Regions from separate parts of the Homo sapiens genome. Here region 1 is linked to region 2. Evidence: read pairs that join two places in POLR2A ChIA-PET (ENCODE). Cell type or tissue: Panc1. All regions are shown on one strand. Links, peaks and the distances in the headings refer to the core of each region. The heading gives the core; the rest is flanking DNA.

What was found. ChIA-PET counts read pairs that join two places held together with the same protein. Peaks named below come from ENCODE experiments on the same cell type or tissue, not always from the same donor. Only the 100,000 strongest peaks of a DNase experiment are listed, where the experiment ranks them.
Region 1: POLR2A ChIA-PET joins it to region 2 with 15 read pairs; 4 of 35 experiments call an interaction of 5 or more read pairs at or near these places.

The regions. Positions count from the first base shown.
Region 1 is chr19:11,091,810-11,104,764 of GRCh38, reverse strand. It overlaps LDLR (low density lipoprotein receptor), which reads right to left. Exons shown (of 18, transcript NM_000527.5): 2 at 4,420-4,542; 3 at 1,979-2,101. Among named protein-coding and RNA genes, the nearest start is that of LDLR-AS1, 8.6 kb to the right of the region's middle. RefSeq lists enhancers at 1,921-2,559, 9,649-9,778, 9,144-10,343, 11,691-12,643, 12,066-12,955. In Panc1, for the core only: no CTCF peak of the experiment used is centred there; no DNase peak of the experiment used is centred there; H3K27ac peaks cover 221 bases.
Region 2 is chr19:11,203,424-11,207,423 of GRCh38, reverse strand. It overlaps DOCK6 (dedicator of cytokinesis 6), which reads left to right. Exons shown (of 48, transcript NM_020812.4): 40 at 3,093-3,224; 41 at 3,329-3,343. It overlaps DOCK6-AS1 (DOCK6 antisense RNA 1), which reads right to left and starts at 3,796. Exons shown (of 3, transcript NR_186345.1): 1 at 3,559-3,796; 2 at 1,316-1,614. In Panc1, for the core only: a CTCF peak has its summit at 3,422 (motif pointing right); no DNase peak of the experiment used is centred there; H3K27ac peaks cover 286 bases.

The sequences.
Region 1 (12,955 bases), core at 1,749-5,748, 100 kb after region 2:
GTGGTGTGGGGGTAAGAATTTATCAAGACAGTTGTAGGTGCAGCCGGCCTCAGTGGCTCATGGCCGTAATCCTAGCGCTTTGGGAGGCTGAGGTGGGAGGATCACTTGAGGTCAGGAGTTCAAGACCACCTTGGCCAACATGGTGAAACCCCGTCTCTACTAAAAATACAAAAATTAGCCTGCGTGCTGGTGCACGCCTGTAATCCCAGCTACTCGGGAAGCTGAGGCAGGAGAATCGCTTGAACCCAGTAGGTAGAGGTTGCAGTGAGCTGAGATTGCACCACTGAACTCCAGCCTGGGCAAACAGAGTGAGACTCCATCTCAAAAAAGAAAGAAATTTTAAAAAAGGTAGTTGTAAGTACAGAAAGACAGATTTATTCCAGAAAGTAGGTAGGAAAATACCTTGCAAGAAAGCAATGAGCAGGTCAGCAAGAGAGGAGCTGACTGCCAGAAGACAAAGGCTTGCTGGGAATTTTTTTTTTTTTTTTTGAGACGAAGTCTCACTCTTGTCCCCCAGGCTGGAGTGCGATGGCAAGATCTCGGCTCACTGCAACTTCCACCTCCCGGGTTCAAGCGATTCTCCTGCCTCAGCCTTCCAAGTAGCTGGGATTACAGGCACCTGCCACCACGCCTGGCTAATTTTTTTGTATTTTTAATAGAGACGGGGTTTCACCATGTTGGCCAGGCTGGTCTCAAACTCCTGACCTCAGGTGATCCGCCCGCCTCAGTCTCCCAAAATGCTGGGATTACAGGTATGAGCCACTGCACCTGGCCGCTTGCTGGAGATTTTATAGAATGGTGCTTGTGCTGTGCGCTGAAGAGGGCTTTGTGCAGTACTTATAATGCCGAGGTTGCAGTGAGCTAACTTGCAATTTTCTATCAGCCGAGGTGTCTGATGATAGCTGGGAGCAGGAAGATAAGGAGTTATTTACGCAGGAGGGCTGTGTGTTCTGGACCATGGAGAAAGGCAGAGTTACATAGTTTGTCGGCCTTCTTCTTCTTTTTTTTTGAGACAGAATTTCGCTCTTGTCCCCCAGGCTGGAGTGCAATGGCGTGATATTGGCTCACTGCAACCTCTGCCTCCCAGGTTCAAGTGATTCTCCTGTCTCAGCCTCCCGAGTAGCTGGGATTACAGGCAGACGCCACCATACCTGGCTAGTTTTTGTATTTTCAGTAGAGATGGGGTTTCACCGTGTTGGCCAGGCTGCTCTCGAACTCCTGACCTCAAGTGATCCACCCGCCTCAGCCTCTCAAAAGGCTGGGATTACAGGGGTGAGCCACCGTGCCTGACCCTATCTGCCTTCTTTTATTGCTTTCCTTTGGTTCGGTCAGCCTGGTTTTTTTCCTAATTAGGACTCCACACTCAGTGGTAAAAATCCGAAATCCAAAATGCTCCAATAAGCATTTCCTTCTAAAGGTCAGTGCTCAAGACGTTTCAGAATTTCGGGTGCTCAAGACTTTGAATTTCGGGGTTTTGGATTTGGATGTGCCACTTGTATTAAGACAGCCAAGAAGACGCCCAGCTTCAAAGTCCATTTCCCTTCGGGATTCTTGGCCTTGCTCCTTGGCAGAACTTTCTGGCTTTTCCCCCTTCATGTTACGTGGGTCATTGAGGCTTGGCTAGCAAGCGTCACTATGTGTTCAGCCTCACGGGGCGGGGATCACAGGATCACGGGGATCACGACCAGCGGGAATCACAGCGGCTTGCCAGTGTGTGTGCCAGGTGGCTAGCCCTCGGCAGGGACAGCCTCCCTGACTGTGCGTGACAAACCCGAAGAGGTAGCACCATCCCCACTTTGTAATGCCTCCTGGTCAAGGGGGGATTTGAAGGGCGGAAGAGGCTTGGTATGAGCCCCCAAGAGATGGAGCCCAGTTCGGGGCAGCTGCCTTGCAGCTCGAGCAGGACCCCGTAGAGACAAAGTCAGACCACTCCCCAGGACTCAGATAGGCTCAATAGCAAAGGCAGGGCCACACTTACGACAGCCTTGCTCGTCTGAGCCGTTGTCGCAGTCCACTTGGCCATCGCACCTCCAGAACTGAGGAATGCAGCGGTTGACACGGCCCCCACAGCTGAAGTCCCCGGATTTGCAGGTGACAGACACTACAGAAGAGACAGGATTGAACTGTCACTCAAAGGAAAGACCCACTGAGGCCGAGCACAGTGGCTCACGCCTGTAATCCCAGCACTTTGGGAGGCCAAGGCGGGTGGATCACGTGAGGTCAGGGGTTCAAGACCAGCCTGGCCAATATAGTGAAACCCTGTCTCTACTAAAAATACAAAAATTAGTTGGGTGTGGTGGCGGGCACCTGTAGTCCCAGCTACTCGGGAGGCTGAGGCAGGAGAATCACTTTAACCTGGGAGGAGGAGGTTGCGGTGAGCCGAGATCCTGCCATTGCACTCCAGCCTGGGTGGCAGAGTGAGACTCCGTCACACACACACACACAAAAAAGACCCACTGGCCTTGCCAATCCTGTCTTTGCAAAGGAAAACCCCAGAACTTTGAAGAGAATGTCAATCCCACTTTTTTTTTTTTTTTTGAGACAGAGTCTTGCTCTGTCGCCCAGGCTGGAGTACAGTGGCACGATCTTGGCTCACTGCAAGCTCCGCCTCCCGGGTTCACGCCATTCTCCTGCCTCAGCCTCCTGAGTAGCTGGGACTACAGGCACCCGCCACCACGCCTGGCTAATTTTTTGTATTTTTTTAGTAGAGACGGGGTTTCACCGTGTTAGCCAGGATGGTCTCGATCTCCTGACCTCATGATCCTCCTGCCTCGGCCTCTGAAAGTGCTGGGATTACAGGTGTGAGCCACCGTGCCTGACCTAATCCCACTTTTTTTTTTAGTAGAGATAGAAGTTTCATCATGTTGAGCAGGCTGGTCTCAAACTCATGGCCTCAAGTGATCCGCCTACCTCAGCTTCCCAAAGTGCTGGGATTCTAGGCATGAGCCACCATGCCTGGTCTCCCATTTTAAAAAAATATATATATACATACATATGGGGCGGGCTCAGTGGCTCACGCCTGTAATCCCAACACTTTGGGAGGCCAAAGCTGGCGGATCACGAGGTCAGGAGATTGAGACCATCCTGGCTAACGTGGTGAAACCCCATCTCTACTAAAAATACAAAAAATTAGCTGGGCGTGGTAGTGGGCGCCTGTAGTCCCAGCTACTCGGGAGGCTGAGGCAGGAGAATGGCATGAACCCAGGAGGCACAGCTTGCAGTGAGCTGAGATCGCGCCACTGCACTCCAGCCTGGGCAACAGAGCAAGACTCCGTCTCAAAAAAAAAAAAAAAAGAAAAGAAAAAGAAAAAAACAAAAACAAATATTTATTTATTACTTATTTTTTAGAGATGAGGTCTAGCTATGCCACCCAGGTGGCCCTCAAACTCCTGGGCTTTATAAAGCAATCTTTCTGCCTTTCTGCCTCAGCCTCCCAAGTAGCTGGGACTACAGACACAAGCCATTGTGCCCGGCCAAGCCTACCCCTTTATGGGTCAAAACGGAGGGCATTTAAATGGAGCTTGTTAAAAACTGGACATTAGGCTGAGTGCGGTGGCTCACACCTGTAATCCCAATACTTTGGGAGTTCGAGGCAAGAGAATCACTTGAGCCCAAGAGGTCAAGGCTGCAGTGAAGTATGATGGTACCACTGGACTCCAGCCTGGGCAACAGAATTAGACTCCATCTCTTAAAAAAAAAAATAGGCCGGGCATGGTGGCTCACGCCTGTAATGCCAGCACTTTGGGAGGCGGAGGCAGGTGGATCACGAGGTCAGGAGATCGAGACCATCCCGGCTAACATGGTGAAACCCCATCTCTACTAAAGATACAAAAAATTAGCCGGATGTGGTGGAGGGTGCCTGTAGTCCCAGCTACTCGGGAGGCTGAGGCAGGAGGATGGCGTGAACCTGGGAGGCGGAGGTTGCAGTGAGCTGAGATCACACCACTGCACTCCAGCCTGGGTGATGGAACGAGACTCCGTCTCAAAAAAAAAAAAAAAAAAAGACATTAGGTTATGCAAAGTTTTGGAACAAGATAGAGGTGGTGGCCACACAGCATTGCAGATGTATTAATGCCACTGAGCTGGTTAATTTCATGTTATGTGAAATTCACATCAATTGAAAAAACAATAGAGCCATTTAATGGCTTTAAGGAAAGCTCCAATAATTCATTCTCTCCCCACCTCCTAATTCATGATTGAATACATCAAAATCCACTGGCCACTTTTCCAGCCGCCATCATCAAAAAGGGGTTAAGAATCGTGTCACAGGCCAGGCGTGGTGCCTGTAATCCCAGCACTTTGGGAGGCCGAGGCCAGCGGATCACTTGAGACCAGAAATTCAAGACCAGCCTGGCCAACATGGCGAGACCCTGTCTCTATTACAAAAATAAATGCATATCATGCCCAAAGGGGACTCACAGCACGTCTCCTGGGACTCATCAGAGCCATCCTGGCACTCAGCGCTGCCATCGCAGACCCACTTGTAGGAGATGCATTTCCCGTCTTGGCACTGGAACTCGTTTCTTTCGCATCTGTCGCCCACTGAGAGAGAGGAAAAGGAGAAAGGGTCTCTCAACGCCAGAATCAGAAACTGACCACGTTTCCTGTGTCTATTTCCTGCCAACTAAAGAATTAACCAGAAATGTCATCCGATCAGGAACAGTCTGATTCCCAGGGAATTAAGCAAGCACAACAAATGAAATTTTATGAACCCCAAAATTCAGTGGAGGACACAAAGAAGGAACCCAAGAGAGACACTTGTCAACAAAGGCTAGTGTTGTTGATTCCAAAATATGGACTCTCTGGGGTATGGGAAAAAAATATTAGAACTTCCATGCACATTAATAAAGAAAGGAAGAGTATTTAGCATATTAAAACCTGTACTACAGCTGGGCATGGTGGCTCATGCCTGTAATCCCAGCACTTTGGGAGGCCGAGGTGGGCAGATCACCTGAGGTCAGCAGTTCGAAACCAGCCTGGCCAACATGGTGAAACCCCGTCTCTACTAAAAATACAAAATTAGCTGGGCGTGGTGGCACATGCCTGTAATCCCAGCTACTCAGGAGGCTGAGGCAGGAGAATCACTTGAACCTGGGAGGCAGACTTTGTGGTGAGCCAAGATTGTGCCATTGCACTCCAGCCTCGGCAACAAGAACAAAACTCCGTCTCAAAAAAAACCTGTACTGCCCAGGCATGTTGGCTCATGACTGTAATCCCAGCACTTTGGGAGGCAGAGGTGGGTGGATTGCTTGAGCCCAGGAGTATGAGATCAGCCTGGACAACGTAGTGAGACCCTTTATCTATTATAATTTTTTTAAAAGTTAAAACAAAACAAACAAAACCTGTGTTGTTCTATCCATCTGACCATTAAAAAAACAAAAACAAAAAACTTGTACTGTAAAGAGTCATGAAGAAAACTCACAGACACAGCATAATCATTAAGGTGGAAGAAAACTTGAGTTTTCTTCAGTAGGTAGGGAAGAAATACTTAGATAAAGAATTATGAGAAATTATAAATGTAGAGGCCAGAGAACACAAATTTAGCAGTGAAGATAATCATGTATCTGAAGATCAGATCAAAAGAAATGGGAGAGAAACATTAACAAAAGATATAATAAGAGAAAACTTTTCCTTAGAAAACCAAGACTTAGATTATTACATTAAAATGAGAACAAAGTAACTGGAAAATTTCCCAAAATATATTTACACCTTGGAAAAGAGATCAAAGTCTTATTGAATGTATTTAGTTTTCTTCTATTTTCTTTTTTTTTGAGACAGGGTCTCACTTTAGAGCGATCAGTGGAGCGATCACGGCCCACTGCAGCCTCAAACTCTGAGGCTCAAGCAATCTTCCCATCTCAGCCCCCTAAGTAGTTGGGATTAAAAGCACTCACCACCATGCCAGGCTAATTTTTCTACTTTTTGTAGAGATGGGGTCTTACTGTGTTACCTAGGCTGGTCTTGAACTCTTGGGCTCAAGCAATCCTCCCACCTCAGCCTCCCAAAGTGTTGTGATTATAGGTATATGCCACCACACTTGGCCTGCATTTAGTTTTATATATTAAATTTGGATTTAGAATACTTTTTTTTTCTTTTTTTGAGACATAGCTTCGCTCTGTTACCCAAACTGGAGTGCAGTGGCAGGATCATGGCTTACTGCAACCTGGATTGAACCTCGTGGGCTCAAGTGATCCTCCTGCCTCAGCCCCCCAAATAAATGGGACTACAGGCACATGCCACCATGCCCAGCTAATGTTGGAATTTTTTGTAGAGACAAGGTCTCACTATGTTGCCTAGGCTGGCCTCAAACTCCTAAAGTGATCCTCCCTCCTCAGCCTCCCAATATGCTGGGATTACAGGCATGAGCCACCACACTGGGCCCTCTAATACCTTTATATGAAAGATTCTGGTTCTGTGAACTAGAATCAAAGCAACTTTTATAAATCAAAGTATAAACTTTGATTCCCTATGTAAACTAAGGCAATAAAAGCAATAACAAATTATTATTATTATTATTTTCAGACAGAGTCTCACTCTGTCACCCAGGCTGGAGTGCAGTGGTGCAATCTTGGCTCACTGCAACCTCTGCTTCCCAGGTTCAAGCGATTCTCCTGCCTCAGCCTCCCAAGTAGCTGGGGATCACCAGCAACTGCCACCATGCCCAGGTAATTTCTTGTATTTTAGTAGAGATGGAGTTTCACTATATTGGCCAGGCTGGCCTTGAACTCCTGACCAAAGTGCTGGGATTATAGGCTGGAGCCACCATGCCCGGCCGCAATAACAAATTATGATTGCTTATCTCAGCATGCACTATGCACTTATTATTACTATAATAAGGTAACAATACCAAGAAGAAAAAAAAATCTGCCTTTTTTAAAATTTTATTTTATTTTATTTTTGACACAGAGTCTCACTCTGTCGCCCAGGCTGGAGTGCAATGGCACAATCTCAACTCACTGCAAACCTCCACCTCTGGGTTCAAGTGATTCTCCTGCCTTAGCTTCCTGAGTAGCTTGGGAATACAGGTGCGTGACACCACACCCGGCTAATTTTTGTATTTTTTGTAGAGACGGGGTTTCACCATGCTGCCCAGCCTGGTCTCAAATTCCTGACCTCAAGTGATCTGCCTGCCTCAGCCTCTCAGTGCTGGGATTACAGGTGTGAGCCACCATGCCCAGCCAAGTCTGACTTTTTATCTTTGTGAAGATGTAACAGATGCTATCCAGGAAAATCACATACAAGGGTTTGTTTTTTGTTTTTGAGACAGAGTCTCATTCTGTTGCCCAGACTGGAGTGCAATGGTATGATCTTGACTCACTGTAACCTCTGCCTCCCAGGTTCAAGCGATTCTCCTGCCTTAACCCTTCCAAGTAGCTGGGATTACAGGCACGCGCCACCGTGCCTAGCTACATAAGTACATCAATAAGTTCTGATCGATGGTTGAAACTTTGGGAGGCCAAGGTGGGCGGATCACCAAATCAGGAGATCGAGACCATCCTGGCTAACATGGTGAAACCCCATCTCTACTAAAAAAATTAGCTGGGCATGTTGGCGGGCGCCTGTAATCCCAGCTACTCAGGAGGCTGAGGCAGGAGAATCGCTTGAACCCGGGAGGCGGAGGCTGCAGTGAACTGAGATCACGCCACCATACTCCAGCCTGGGCGACAGAGACTCTGTCTCAAAAAAAAAAAAAAAAGAAAAAGAAAATATGACCACATGACCAGGTGCAGTGGCTCATGCCTGTAATCCCAACACTTTGGGAGGCAGAGACAGGATTGTTTGAGCCCAGGAATTCCAGACTGGCCTAGGCAACATACCAAGACCCCATCTCTACAAAATAAAAAAAAGAATAATTTTAAAAAAAGAATATAGGACCGCATCTTCTGTGATAATCCTTTCAGAAGGCAGAGCCTAATTCGTCTCCCCTGGAGTGGCACTGGACTTTTAATGACTTGCTTCTGATAGGAAAATGTAGAGACGACAGGGAGTGGCTTCTGAGCCTAGTTCATGGCCATGCTCATTGTTGGATCGACTGCTCCAGGGGAGGCCAGCTGCATGTCATGAGTCCACTCAAGCAGCTGGAGGGAGAGCTCCACGCAGCAGGGAACTGAGGCCTCCAGCCAAGAGCCACTGAGTGCGCCATCTTGGAAGTGGATCCTTCAACCCCAGCCAAGTCTTCCTATGCCTGCAGCTTCTGAAAATATGTTTTTCTCTCCTGCCAATATTTTGATTGCAACTTCATGAGAGACCCTGAGCTGGAACCGTCTAGCTGTGCTGCTTCCAAATTCCTGACACGCAAAAACTGAGAAATCATAAATGTGTTGTTTTAAGCCACTACATTTTGGGCTAATTTGATATGTAGCAAGAAATGAGTCATTTCCTCCTTTAAGCACAGTTGAAACTGAGTTGTAGGTAATTAACATACAACCTAACTTTAAAAGATGTATCTATGTCTTTTTTTCTTTCTCTTTCGGACACCGGCTTTCACTCTGTTGCCCAGGTTGGAGTGCAGTGGCATGACTGAGGCTCACGGCCGCCTCCACCTCCCAGGTTCATGCGATCCTCCTGCCTAAGCCTAACTCAACAGCTGTGACTAGAGGGGTGCACCATCACACTCAGCTAACTTTTTATTTATTTTTTGCAGAGACAGGTGTCTCACTATGTTGCCCAGGCTGGTCTCAAACTCTTGGGCTCAAGCAATCCACCCACCCATCTCGGCCTCCCAAAGTGCTAGGATTACAGGCATCAGCCACCGCATCCAGCCCCCTTTATCCATTTCAACTTTGATGGTTGACCCAGCACATTCATGTGGATTCCCTGAAAGTTAGAGTAGTAAGGGGGTTAGATAGACAATCCTGGGCTTCACTGGCTTTCCAGGCCATTTAACTAGAACAACTTGGGTAACTGACTAAATCCTTCTGGGACTCAGTTTCCTGATCTGTAAAATGGGGGAGAATGGCAGTCTCTACTTCCTAGAGGGTGTTTTGAGAATTAAAGAACAGAACAGGCTGGGCGCGGTGACTCACGTCTGTAATCTCAGCACTTTGGGAGGCCGAAGTGGGCGGATCACCTGAGTTCAGGAGTTCGAGACCAGCCTGGCCAACATGGTGAAACCCCGTCTCTACTAAAAATACAAAAATTAGCCGGGCGTGGTGGCGGGCGCCTGTAATCCCAGCTGCTCAGGTGGCTGAGGCAGGAGAATCACTTGAACCCGAATGCCTGTAATTGCAGCTACTCGGGAGGCTGAAACATGAGAATCATTTGAACCCAGGAGGCAGGGGCTGCAGTGAGCCCAGATTGTGCCACTGCACTCCAGCCTGGGCAACAGAGCGAGACTCTGTCAAAAAAAAAAAAAAAAAGAAAAGAAAAAAGGGAAGGAAGAGAGAAGAAAATGAGTCGAGCTTTGGAATCTGCTGTGGTCACAAACTCTGATAATTCTCTTGCCCAACTACAGATCTGTCAATACTGTACACACCCCGCTTTGACAATATCGTACACACCTCACTGACTCACAGCTCAATTTCAACTGTGCTTAAAGGAGGAAATGACTCATTTCTTGTGCTGACACACCGGGTGGGCAAAAAGCAATTGAGATTCCAGGAGGCTTGCGATAAATAAAAAGGAAAGTTGGGCCAGAGGCGTTGGCAATCAAGATCTTAAGGGAGGAGCCTCTGATCACCCCACTAGGTGACCGCAGCTTTGGTGACCACTAATCCAATGCTCTCACCTCCCTACCTCTGTACGAGGGCCCAGCTTACAAACTAAATGTGCCACTGGGTAGACCGGGAATGTCAGTAACACCTGAAGGTCCTTTAAGGAGGGATAAAGAACAATAAAAACCTTTCCCTGAAGAAAAACAAAACCTTTCCCTGGACCTCAAGCTCTCCCCTGACTATTATTCTCCAAATATTTGCTGGCCACAGGTGGCTCAAGACTGCACCCATGGGAAGGACCCCACGATGACCTATTTCTGTGATCTACCACCTGGGCAACTCTCCAGACAATGTTTCAAAAGTGGATTTCCCCAGCACCTTGGGAGGCTGAGGAGGGAGGACTGCTTGAGCCCAGGAGTTTGAGACCAACCGAGGCAACAAAGCGAGAATCCCTTGAACCCCATCTCTACAAAAAATACACAACTTAGCCAAGCATAGTGGCACACACCTGTAATCCCAGCTACTTGGGAGGCTGAGTGGGGAGGATGGCTTAAGCCTGGGAGGTCAAGGATGCAGTGATCTGCGCTCCAGCCTGGGCGGGAGACTCTGTCTCAAAAAATAAAAACAAACGAACAAACAAACAAAAAATTTAAACTTAGCTGGGAGTGGCCGGGTTCGGGGGCTCACGCCTATAATCCCAGCACTTTGGGAGGCTGAGGCGGGTGGATCACCTGAGGTTGGGAGTTCGAGAACAGCCTGAACCAATGTGGAGAAACCCCATCTCTACGAAAAATACAAAATTAGCCGGGCGTGGTGGTGCATGCCTGTAATCCCAGCTACTCAGGAGGCTGAGGCAGGAGAATCGCTTGAACCAGGAGGTGGAGGTTGCGGTGAGCCGAGATCGCGCCATTGCACTCCAGCCTGGGCAGCAAGAGCAAAACTCCATCTCAATAAATAAATAAATAAATAAATAAACAAACAAACTGAGGTGGGAGTGGTAACACGTGCGTATAGTCCCAGCTACTCAGGAGGCTGAGAGAGGAGGATCAGTTGAGTACAGAAGCTGGAGGCTGCAGTGAGCTATAACTGCACACTTCAGCCTGAGCGACAGGGCAAGACCCTGCCTCCAAAAAATAAAGGCAGATTTTACTGCCACAGGCGCAGCCAGACAGCAGTTGCCTGCCAAATGAGCTCCCTTGGCCTAGCTAGTGGGGACAGTGCTCAGGAACGGAACAGTGCTGAGTGAGAGCACGTCAGGGAGCTGTCCTCACAGTTGCTGCCCTTTCCGAGCAAGGGGACAAAACCAGTCCTGTTCCAAACATCAACGGCCCAACGAAACCGCACCTCTTTCTTATTCTTTCAAGCAAGGTTGGCGTTTTTCATATTAGACCATTTGAATTTCAGGAAAAGCAAATTAGGCCAAGCGCGGTGGCTCACGCCTGTAATCTCAGCACTTTGGGAGGCCAAGGCAGGCGGCTCACCTGAGGTCAGGAGTTCGAGACCAGCCTGGCCAACGTGGCGAAACCCTGTCTCTACTAAAAGTACAAAATTAGCCAGGCATGGTAGCGGGTGCCCGTATCCTAGCTACCCAGGAGGCTGAGACACGAGAATCCCTTGAACCCCGGAGGCAGAAGTTGCAATGAGCTGAGATTAGGCAATCTAAGCGAGACTCCATCTCAAAAAAAAAAAAAAAAAGGAAGTAAACTAGAGCATGGATCCCCAGATTTTCTCACGCTAGGGAAGCCTAAAAAGCAATGAGCTCCTCTCAAAAACACAAAAACACAAAAAGGCCGGGCACGGCGGCTCACGCCTGTACTCCCAGCACTTTGGGAAACTGAGGCGGGTGGATCACGAGGTCAGGAGTTCGAGGCCAGCTTGACCAATATGGTGAAATCCCATCTCTACTGAAAAATACAAAAATTAGCTGGGTGTGGTGGCGGGCGCCTGTAGTTCCAGCTACTCAGGAGGCTGAGGCCGAAGAATCGCTTGAACCTGGGAGGCAGAGGTTGCAGTGAGCCGAGATTGCGCCACTGCACTCCAGCCTGGGCAACTCGAACAAAAATAAACAAACAAAAAAAACACCTCTATAAATTCTAGTCCTCTAGCCCTCTGATCTCTCAAGTCACGAGTAACAAGTCAGGAACAAGGTCATCGAAACAAAAAAAGAGAATACACATTTCTGCTTTTTCCCCCAGCACACAAATGAGGTGGTGAATGCTTTCGATGTTTTCTTTCCCTGTGCTACTGAAAACAGTTGTACAAGGAAATCAAAACTGTAGCTAGAATCATTTCCTTGAAGGGGAAACAAACAAACGAAAATCCCCTGGCTTAAGGGAACAGAGCCAGCTGAAAATGAATGAGAAATCAATTGATTGGCTGGCACAGTGGGTCACGCCTGCAATCCTTGGACTTTGGGAGGCTGAGGCGGGTGGATCACGAGGTCAGGAGTTCGAGACCAGCCTGGCCAACGTGGTGAAACCCCATCTCTACTACAAATACAAAAATTAGCCGGGTGTTGTGGCAGGCGCCTATAATTCCAGCTACTCAGGAGGCTGAGGCAGGAGAATTGCTGGAACCCGGGAGGCGGGGATTGCAGTGAGGCGAGATTATGCCATTGCACTCCAGCCTGGGTGACAGGGCGAGACTCCAACTCAAAAAAAAAAAAAATAGACATCAATTGATCAGTGCTTCTTTCCAAATAAGGTGGGTATTTTCCCCAGAGTGATCTCAGCAATTGATTTTGCTTCCGGAAGAGAGAGCCTGACTCACTGTTTGCTGCTGGTCGGTTACATCTGCAGTCTCTTAGCAACAAAAGGCTATTTGCTTGACAGTTGGGACAGAGTGTGGAAGGAAAAGGGACATCAAAAAGCCCATCAAAATAATAATAATAATAATAATAATAATAATAAAGCCCATCAAAGCACCCATCAAAGCAAGGAGCAACCGACCCATCTAGAATTGGATCTTATCAGGGAGGAAGTCTACAGATAAGAGCAGGAATGAGGAACAGAATTCCCCTACAGGTTTTCTGTCTCAACAAAGGTCTCCCTGTTTTTTCCCAGTGTTCCCTGGAAGATAGGTATTTCCGGAAATGACAAGGGAATCACCCTGCGGCTCGTTAAAGCAGCCAACTCCCTTACTCAAATTTGGGTGAGTCATTGACACGTTTGGAGCTGCGCTCACCGCTGTTGCCTGATTTTGGTCTAAGTGAAGGCTTGCGGTTCAGATTCCAACAACTTCCCTTTGTAAAGGAAATGGACAAGAAACTCCCCCCTGGATATGCCTTGAAGCCAGCTACAGCG
Region 2 (4,000 bases), core at 1-4,000:
AGGAGTTCAAGACCAGCCTGGGCAACATGGCAAACCCTGTCTCTACAAAAAAATACAAGAAATTAGCTGGGTGTGGTGGCATGCACCTGTAGTCCCAGCTACTCAGGAAGCTTGAAGCGGGAGGATCACTGGAGCCCAGGAGGTTGGGGCTACAATGAGTTGTAATCGTGCCACTGTACTCCAACCTATGTGACAGAGTGAAACCTTGTCTCAAAAAATAAATAAAATAAAGATTTGGGATATTCGCATGCATCTTCAAGTTGGAGAAGCTCCAGCTTAAAGCAAATCCCAGGCTGGGCGCAGTGGCTGACTCCTGTAATCCCAGCACTTTGGGAAGCCAAGGCAGGCGGATCACGAGGTCAGGAGTTCAAGAATAGCCTGGCCAACATGGTGAAACCCCATGTCTACTAAAAATACAAAAATTAGCTGGGCATGGTGGCAGGTGTCTGTAATCCCAGCTACTCGGGATGAGACTCGCTTGAACCCGGGAGGCGGAGGTTGCAGTGAGCTGAGATCATGCCCACTGCACTCCAGCCTGACAGACAGAGCAAGACTCTGTCTCCAAAAACAAAAAACAAAAAAAAAAAAACCACCACAAATCCCAGCTATTTTCCCACCACTCCCACAAGTACCCCCTGTGCAACCCTTCCTGATAAAGACCCTTTTATAAAACTTTTATCCCGCGTGGCCAAGTTAATGGTCATCCTTTATTTCATTGCACTCTATATTTAGATGTCCCAGATGATCTCTGATGTATCTTTTCTGGGGTGACTTGGTTTGAATCAGGATCCATTAAGGGCCCACAATGGCTGTCGCTGATCTGTATCCTAAGTCTCTTTTTTCTTTCTTTCTTTTTTTTTTCTGAGACAGGGTCTTACTCTCTCACCCAGGCTGGAGTGCAGCCTGGCTCACTGCAGCCTCTATGTCCTCGGCTCAGGTGATCCTCCCACCTCAGCCTCCTGAGTAGCTGGGACTATAAGTGCGCACCACCACACCCAACTAATTTTTTTTTCTTCGTTCATTTTTTTTTTTTAAGAGATGGGATCTTGCTATGTTGCCCAGGCTGGGCTTGAACTCCTAGACTCATGCAACCCTCTCGCCTCGGCCTTCCAAAGTGCTGGGATTACAGGCGTGAGCCAGCATGCCCGGCAACTGATTTTCCACTGTGGAAAAGGGGTTTTCTTCTCTAGTTTGCTTGTTTGTATGAGGGCAGTTGGTGGTTTCTACATTTAACTTGCAGGAGCCCTGGGGCCTTTGCTCCGTGTGTTTTTCTGGTTTGTGTGGGGCTGGCTGTGTCCATGTGATGTCATTTTACCTGTTTCTCAGTTCCTCACATTTTGGGGAACTGGCAGTTACATTTGAGAGCTCAGTGAGATTCAAGGTCACACTTGAAGTCAGGTGTTCCAGTGAGATTTCTTCTGTGGTGCTGGCCCTTTAGTGACATTATTTTCATTATTGTCACTTTGCTGGATTCTTGGAGACGAAGGCCTCAGAGGAAGGGCCAGGTGCGGTGGCTCACGCTTGTGATCCCAGCACTTTGGGAGGCCGGGGCGGGCAGATCACTTGAGGTCGGGAGTTCAAGACCAGCTTGGGCAACATAGAGAAACCCTGCCTCTACAAAAAAAAAAAAAAATACAAAAAATTAGCTGGGCATGGGCGCAGTGGCTCATGCCTGTAATCCCAGCACTTTGGAGGCCGAGGCAGGCGGATCACGAGGTCAGGAGTTTGAGACCAGCCTGGCCAATATAGTGAAACCCCATCTCTACTAAAAATACAAATATGGCTGGGTGCAGTGGCTCACGCCTGTAATCCCGGCACTTTGAGAGGTCGAGGTGGGTAGATCACAAGGTCAGGAGTTCGAGACCAGCCTGGCCAATATGGTGAAACCCCGTCTCTACTAAAAATGCAAAAAAAGTAGCTGGGCGTGGTGGCACATGCCTGTAATCCCAGCTATTAAGTAGGATGAGGCAGGAGAATTGCTTGAACCCAGGAGGCAGAGGTTGCAGTGAGCCGAGATCATACCACTGGACTGCAGCCATCTCAAAAAAAAAAATACACGGGTGGGGTTAAGGGGAGGGATAGCATTAGAAGAAGTATCTAATGTAGGTGACAGGTTGATGGGTGCAGCAAACCACCATGGCACGTGTATACCTATGTAACAAAACTGCACGTTCTGCGCATGTACCCCAAAGTATTAAAAAAAAGATTACGAAAAAAAACCATACACACACAAAAGCCTCAGGGGAAGAAACCAGGGGGTGGACACAGGCCTTCTGACAGTCAGCAAACCTCACAGGATGCCTGTTTTGAGCCAGGCTTGATGCCAGCACCCGCTGGGGGTGAGGGGCATATTACCACATGCCAGAAGGCAGTTGGGCATGGAGGTCATGGGCACAGGGCCAGATGGGTGGGTGTTTGGGTCTTGGCCCTGGGGAATGCCTCTGTCTCTGAGACTCACTTTCCTCTTTGAGGAATAGGAAAAAAAAACTGCTTCTCCCATCAATGAGGGAAGACAGATGGGTGAAGTGCAGATGTACATCGTACCTGTGCCATAGAATATTCTTGCTAAAAGTGGTGAAGGGCTGGGAGAGTGGTGGCTCACACCTGTAATCCCAGCTAATCAAGAGGCCAAGGCAGGAGGATCACTTGAGCCCAGGAGTTCAAGACCAACTAGGGCAATATAGTGAGACCCTGACTCTACAAAAACTAAAATAAAATTATTTGGGCATGGTGGCATGTACCTGTAGTTCCAGCTATGTGGGAGGCTAGGGTGGGAGCATCTCTTGAGCCCAGGAGTTGGAGGTTGCAGTGAGCTATGATTGTACCACTACACTCCAGCCTGGGTGATGGAGTGAGACCCTATCTCAAAAAAACAAAAAAGATAAGTAGCAGTGAAGACCATGGAGCCCTCTGTGGGAGCTGAGTGGAAAGGCTCAACCCCTATCTGGGATAGGGGTGGTCAGGGTGGGCTTCCTGGAGGAGGTGATGGAGGGTGGGTAGGAGCACGGAGGCTCACAAGGGAGATGGGTAGACAGGAGCACAGTGGAGAGAGGAAGACAGTTTGGGGAATCCTGACCCCACCTCACCCTCAGGGCGGGCTCTACGAGGCGGTGAATGAGGTCTACAAGAACCTCATCCCCATCCTGGAAGCCCACCGTGACTACAAGAAGCTGGCCGCGGTGCACGGCAAACTGCAGGAGGCCTTCACCAAGATCATGCACCAGGTGGGCCCAGGACCCCCTCCCCAGACCCCACCCTCAGCCCCACTCCTCATCCCCACTCCTCATCCCCAGGGATCTGCTGACCTTGACCCTTCTCTTCCCCACAGAGTTCCGGCTGGGAGGTGAGTCAGCCTTGGTGGACAGCCACCTGCCTCTGGGACCCCCGTGATGACTGGCCAGCAGCCATCAGTGAACACCAGGGGGCACCAGAGGAGCATGGCCGCTGGCCCTTGGGGCTGGGGCTGTGGCCACAAGGGACCCACCCCATTATTTCCCTCCCTTCCCCAAAAATGCCCCCACCCCCCGCCCCAGATCTCGAGGGCAGCTTGTGACTCACCCAGCTGGGAGCTCTCCAGAGACACCCCTCCCTCTGCCAGGGCCAGCTTGGTCACTGCAGGGGGGTGGCGGGGTGACTCTTGACTCCCTCATGGTCTCTTGGTCTCTTTCTCATCTCTCCCCAGTCTATCACGTGGCTCTCCCTATCTTGGTATCTCACTGTCTCTTAGTCTCTGTCTCTCCCTGCGTACCCAGCTTCCAGCCTCCCCCAGGCTCTCTGCTCCTCATTTCTGGTTAATGTGTCCTCCCGCTCCAGCCCCCCCGAATCCCGCTTCTTCCCTGCTTAGGTCTATTTTTAGGCATCTCCTAGTTTGGGGAGAATGTTCTGGCCAAAGATGGCAGAAACCCAGAGCCCAGGCAGGCAGGCTGGGTGGGAGCTGGGTGGGGAGGGCAGGTCCTCTTCGCCCCCGCCCCCCTCCCGTCTCTGATCTCTCCCCCCACGG